Regions from separate parts of the Homo sapiens genome. Here region 1 is linked to region 2. The links are chromatin loops, found by intact Hi-C in ENCODE. Cell type or tissue: endothelial cell of umbilical vein. All regions are shown on one strand. Each heading gives the region's core, and the rest is flanking DNA. Links, peaks and the distances in the headings are about the cores only. Region 1 has its middle 57 kb from the start of TFAP2D. Region 2 has its middle 27 kb from the start of TFAP2B.

Region 1 (2,929 bases), core at 152-2,651, 140 kb before region 2:
ATTAGGCTACATATTGTTAAGACAATTGTTTCTATTAAGATAATGGAAAATGTGCAAACCTAAGTATCAAAATTTACACACGCTCTCATGCACATGCACAGACACCTCTCCACACTCCAACTAAGTTTTTGGGTGAGTCATTGAATATCACCTTTCCTCTCATTTGTACCTATTATCAGTAAAACAAAAGATTCACACACATAATCTTCAATCCTGACTTATTGGAATCTGTTAATAATCGTACAGACCTCCCTCATGTGGCTATGGTTTGGATGTTTGGTCTCTTCCAAATCTTTGCTGGAATTTGATCTTCAGTGTTGCAGGTGAGGCTGACTGGGAGGTGTCTGAGTCATGGAGGTGGATCTCTCATGAATGGTTTGGTGCCATCCCTGAGGTAATCAGTGAGTTTTTGCTGTATTAGTTCAAAAGAGAGCTGTTTGTTTAAAAAAGAGTGGCACCGCTTCCCTCTCTCTGTTGCTCCCTCTCTTGCCAGGTGACACTCCTCCCCTTCCTCTTCTACCATGATTGGAAGCTTTCTGAGCTCCTCACCAGAGGCAGGTTCTGGTGCCATGTTTCTCTTACAGCCTGCAAAAACATGAGCCAAATAAACCTTTTCTTAAAAAAAAATAATTACCCAGCCTCAGGTATTCCTTTATAGCAAAGCTAACAGACTAAGACATCTACCCCAGAAAACCCAACTAAAATTAAATATTTTCAACTGATTCAGAGTTAGCATGTTGTATTTTATTGACTGATACACTGTCAGAGGCACTAAAATAAAAAATCACGGTCAATCTTGTTACTTTACATAGTATATTAAAGCTAGCTGCTGTAATAGGCAAACCTATAAACAGGTGAGAAAGTTTATTTTTCATTCAAGTAAAAATTTTAGGTGGTATGTCAAGTGAGAGTGGGGCTGGAGATGAAAGGTGAAGCTTCTGCTTCATGTAGTCGTTCAGGGACACTGTCTTATGTGTCTCTGCTCTCTTCAACATGTGACTTCCATGGTTGCCTTGGGCATCGACATCCAGGCAATACTTGGAGGGAAGAAGGTGAGTGGAACATCAAATGCTGATACTGTCATTAGGCAGTTGGTGGAATTATAATTGCTAGCAGTCAAAGTAATTTGGACAAACAAACAGGGAGAATTCTCACCACTTTTCTATTTAAATGATATCATGATTTGTAAGGAAAATATCTATTTTCCCTACAAGGGAACTCAAGGGTTTCCATTTAGAAATAAGGGTTTCCATTTAGAAATAAGTCTGGTGGAGAAGACTTTTATACAACGAATAATCACCTCTTACTTTGTGATCACGTTTGTCACTTTACAAATGAAGGTTTGTCACTTGAGACTTTAGAATGGTTATTGTCATTTCTCAGTGACAGAAGATGCAATGTATGTACCCTGCCACCAGGTGGTGGTTCCTCTAACATGTGCTTTGAGAATAAAATTAAAACTAGAAATGATTTCTCATTTAATTCACTGAAATATAACTTTCTATGCTGTTTATATTTAGCTATTTTAATAATCAGATTTAGCCTGGCATTCTAAGATCTCTATTCTCAGTCTCCAGTTTATACAGAAAAGCAAATCTATAAATCTAGTGTGATCACTATTTCTCACGTTTTTTTCTCATTATACGTTTGTGTATTTTTTTTTCTTTTTAATCTAGTGCTGGCCTAGAGCACCTAGCACATAGTAAGCCTAAATCAATGCATATTTTAAGGTTTCACTCATTTATTCCATTTATCTAAAATGCTTTAGCACTTTGTTCATAAAAATTCCTTCAGTAAAAATTAAAATTGGATGTCATTTCTCCCATGATTGTCCAAGTAAGAGGTAATATCCTTCCTCCGACCCAAACCCGGGTAAGTGCTACGTTTTTGTTTTTGTTTTTTGTTTGTTTTTTAGCGCAAATGTAGCTCTTATTCACTGTGTCCAATTGTAGCTTTTAAACCTTATTCTCCCATCTTGATGTCCCATAGTCCTTAGCACAGTTTTTGGACATTCAATGACTATTAGTTGAATGGATGCATTTTAATACCGCATTTTAGAAAAAATTGTAAAAGGAAATTCCTGCAACATTACTATTACATTTTTATTGGTCCTTAACTTTTCCTTTATCATTTCATCCTGAACTCTAATTTGAAGTCAAATTCCCTACATTGTAGTTTAAAAGTTATTGAGAAGCCAAGTCTTCAAAATTTAGGCCAGCTGGTATCAATATTTCTTGAGGTATTAACACTTTGTCTTGGGGCAAATTTTTGACCTCTTTCCAGGTTAGTCAAAAGGCAGATTTTCTTTTGTCTGACTTACTAAATGAATCAATTAAACTTTTTTTCTAACCAATCCTAGCTCCATCTTCGCCCATGAGCCTCTCTTCTGACTGTTTAAGGTTACTTTTAACATCTAACACCAGAATATTTAAGAAAAACATTACTATTTTATTCATCATTAAAAGAAAACATGACAAGCACTCACTATGTTTTTCTTTCATTGGAATTAGTAGCTAAGTGACCTTGAACTATATGTCCAATATATCTTCCTTCAGAAACACTCTAGCAATAAATGGATTTTCTAACCTGTCCTAGTACTGAGTTCCCAAAACAGTTTCCTGAAGGAGTTTATGCTCTTCCTAAAGAAGAGAACATTTTAAAATAAAGCTATTTTAAAATGAGGTTTAGGGATGGAAATTTAAAGCAGTTTCATGACAGTAACATTTATCTCTTTTGGCAGTTCTGATATTTATGTATTGGGTTTTCTCAAAGCTAGGTCACCTTTCTCTGCAACCATTTGGTCTGTTTTAAAAAGTGATTTCCTAAAGACCAAAGACTACCCTATTCTACTTAGAGTCCAGCTTCACACTGTTAGAACTTAAAATTCCCCAGACTCTAATGGCAGAGCTGCTTTAGGTCAAACTACCGC
Region 2 (2,929 bases), core at 336-2,835:
GGGACTTTATAATTCTTTATTATATTTCCTTATTCATTTATGAGCCCAACTGGACTGTAAAGTCTTTAAAAGCAGGAACCTCACCTCTCATTTCTACAGTGCCTGGGACAGCAGCAAAAATTGTTGCTGTAATGATAAAGATTGTTATAGCAAACCACTCAAATACTTACAATAAGAGGAGCTATTTAGAGAATTTTGAGTTGAAGTGAACCAGAAATGAAATGCAATATAGCCACTGAATCCTTTACAAGAAAAAGCAGTATTTGAGATGATATGGACTTGAAATCTTATACAGGACAACTATTAAAAATTACTGTATATATTGCTTTTCTCAGAAAACTCTTCTATCTCTTCCATTGTGGCCCACTCTTCTCTACCCACTGGTTCCTCAACTTCCAGTTTTACTTTCATCATGGCTAGAAAGTAGCTGAGTTATAAATAGCTGGCATTGCCTGGCAGTCTCCAATACTGGGATACCTCAAAGAGTTGTGATCTGGGAGAACATTTAGATTTTCTTACTTCCTTTACTTTCTGACTTCCAAATTGAAACTTGGCACAGACAGAGATAACTATAATAAAAGGAGGAACGAGGACAGTGTGGATGTTGTGGATGATAGAGATGTGTACATGTGAGTGTCTGCATATGAAATATGATCAAGCAGGTGGTGAGATCAAAGAGTAAGTGCTGAGACAACTCTCTGCATATCCTAACATATTTCCAAGTATGGCATAAGCAAACAAGGTTTGGAAAAAAATTATCTATGCAGGTGGAACTCTAGAAAAAGATCTCTGCCCTAAAAATGTTTCTTTAAAGTTACTTTTAAAATGTTAATTCAATAGTTAATAAATAAACTAATAATTACAGGACACAGATTTATCTGACTATAGCATATTTTAGTAACTACTAGCAAAATTGTTACTAGTATTTTATACCATAACAACTTGGTACTTATGGTCTACCTGAAATTTATCCAGTTTGTGACAGCAATGAATTACTCAAAAGGGCAACCACAAAGTCTTTCTGCAGAATTCGGCTCTAGAAGAAAACCGAAAAGCCATTTACCTTATTAAATAAACTAGTAATCACAGGGACATATTTATATTCCCTATAACCCATTCTACAAAGGAAACATAGTATAGATATTATTTAAATACAGAAGGAATTAACAAAGGCAATTGCAAAGTATAGGCTTCTCTGGTGATGAGCAGTTTTGAGTCACATACCAACTACCAATTCCCTGAAGAAGAAAAATATTAAATGAAATTTTTTTTGTTTCACTTATAACAAGAATTAATATAATGTCTCTTTTTCTTTAATTTTTTTTCACAAAAAACTGTCACCTTATTCTCTATCTTCAAACATATCTGAATACCGTACTTTCAAAATAGCACCAGTATTTCCCAAAGCCTTCGTGCTACAGAGTGTATTCTACTGCCCTCTGCTGGAAGAGGAAGTGAGTTATCATTCATCAACGGGATTGCTGGAGCAAGTGAAGGAAAAAGTTGCTCCCATATCCATTCAACAACTAGTTATTTATCACCTACCAGCCAATGTACCAGATAAGTGATAGATCAATAGATAGACTGATCTATCAATCTACAGATTCAGAATATTATTCAGAGACAAGATTGGTTCTCTGTGCTCTACAACTATGTTAGATCTATTTATAGAACAAAGTTGAACTTCCTCAAACCTGCAAAGTAAAAATAGGACAATATTTTTAAAATAACAAGTGACAAGCATGTAATGAGTGGGGAATATGGAAGGATTAATCCTAACTAATGTGCAGATAATTAATAAAATGAAGCTTCTTAGTAAAGGGAAGGATCTAGGTTAGAAAACAGGAGAATTGGTGTCAGATAAATAAAGAAGGAATAAATGGATAGGTAACTGAAGACCTTATCATAACATTATAATTCTTTATTACATTTCTGTGTCCATTTATGAGCCCTTCTGGACTGTAAAGTCTATGAGAGCACTTAATGCAACGTTCAGTAAATGATTTCACTGCTCTGTGCTGTGGTTCTCTTATCTTTAAAGTAGAAATTTTTCCTCCAACCCTACAAGCATATTGAGGGTGACAAATAAACACTGTGTGTTATTTTGTACGTGTGTGTGTATGTGAATTTTCTTACAGTATGGATGTTATGTTTAATCTCATAACTTTATTTGAATCATGGATTTAATTCAAAGTTTCCAGAAGGTTTATGTGAAATATAATGGCTTAAAATCTTAATTGGTCCCAGTTTGGGAACATGTTGTATCCTTCCTTGCCAGTTACTTTTGACATTCATTTTTGAGTCTAAATGATGCATCTTGACTCACTGAATCTTTATTTGGACTCAAACACACTGGCTCAGCAATGTGGTTTCAATCACTGGGCTAAGAACTAGCATGGGTTTCATATTCAAACAGACTTGGATTCAAATCTCAGCTCTAACAAAATATTTAATAACTGTCAGAGCAAACACTTGCATAACGTGTACCATATATAGCAACCCCATGAGGGAAAAACTGTTATAATTCTCATTTTACAAATGAGAAAACTAAGCCATGGAGATTGTTCAATAACTTTTACATACTTAGTCATATAGTTATTGAGTGGTGGAGTCAGGATTCAGGCCCAGGTCTAAAGGCTCTAGAACTCTTGTTCTTAAACCTTACATTGCGCTGCCTATCTTCCCCGAATCATATTTTCCTAATACATAAAATGATAGCAGAGAAACCAAACTGAATTCAGGGAAGGATTGGGGCAAATGCATATGAAGCATAAAGCAGAGATCCTGGTACACAGAAGGTGCTGAATAAAATTGTTGCTAGTATTTTAAGGCTTAACAACTTGATACTCAAAGACTACCTGACCTTCATCCAATTTCTGACAGCAATGAATTACTCAAAAAGGCAACCACAAAGTCTTTCTGGAGAATT

Evidence for each region. A loop is a pair of places that touch in the nucleus more often than their neighbours do. Peaks named below come from ENCODE experiments on the same cell type or tissue, not always from the same donor. Only the 100,000 strongest peaks of a DNase experiment are listed, where the experiment ranks them.
Region 1: it touches region 2 in a loop (21-fold over the local background); 16 of 110 quality-filtered maps call a loop at or near these places.

What each region holds. Positions count from the first base shown.
Region 1 is chr6:50,654,623-50,657,551 of GRCh38, forward strand. No RefSeq gene overlaps it. Among named protein-coding and RNA genes, the nearest start is that of TFAP2D, 57 kb to the right of the region's middle. In endothelial cell of umbilical vein, for the core only: a CTCF peak has its summit at 1,442 (motif pointing right); no DNase peak of the experiment used is centred there.
Region 2 is chr6:50,790,658-50,793,586 of GRCh38, forward strand. No RefSeq gene overlaps it. Among named protein-coding and RNA genes, the nearest start is that of TFAP2B, 27 kb to the right of the region's middle. In endothelial cell of umbilical vein, for the core only: a CTCF peak has its summit at 1,442 (motif pointing left); a DNase peak (open chromatin) is centred at 1,464.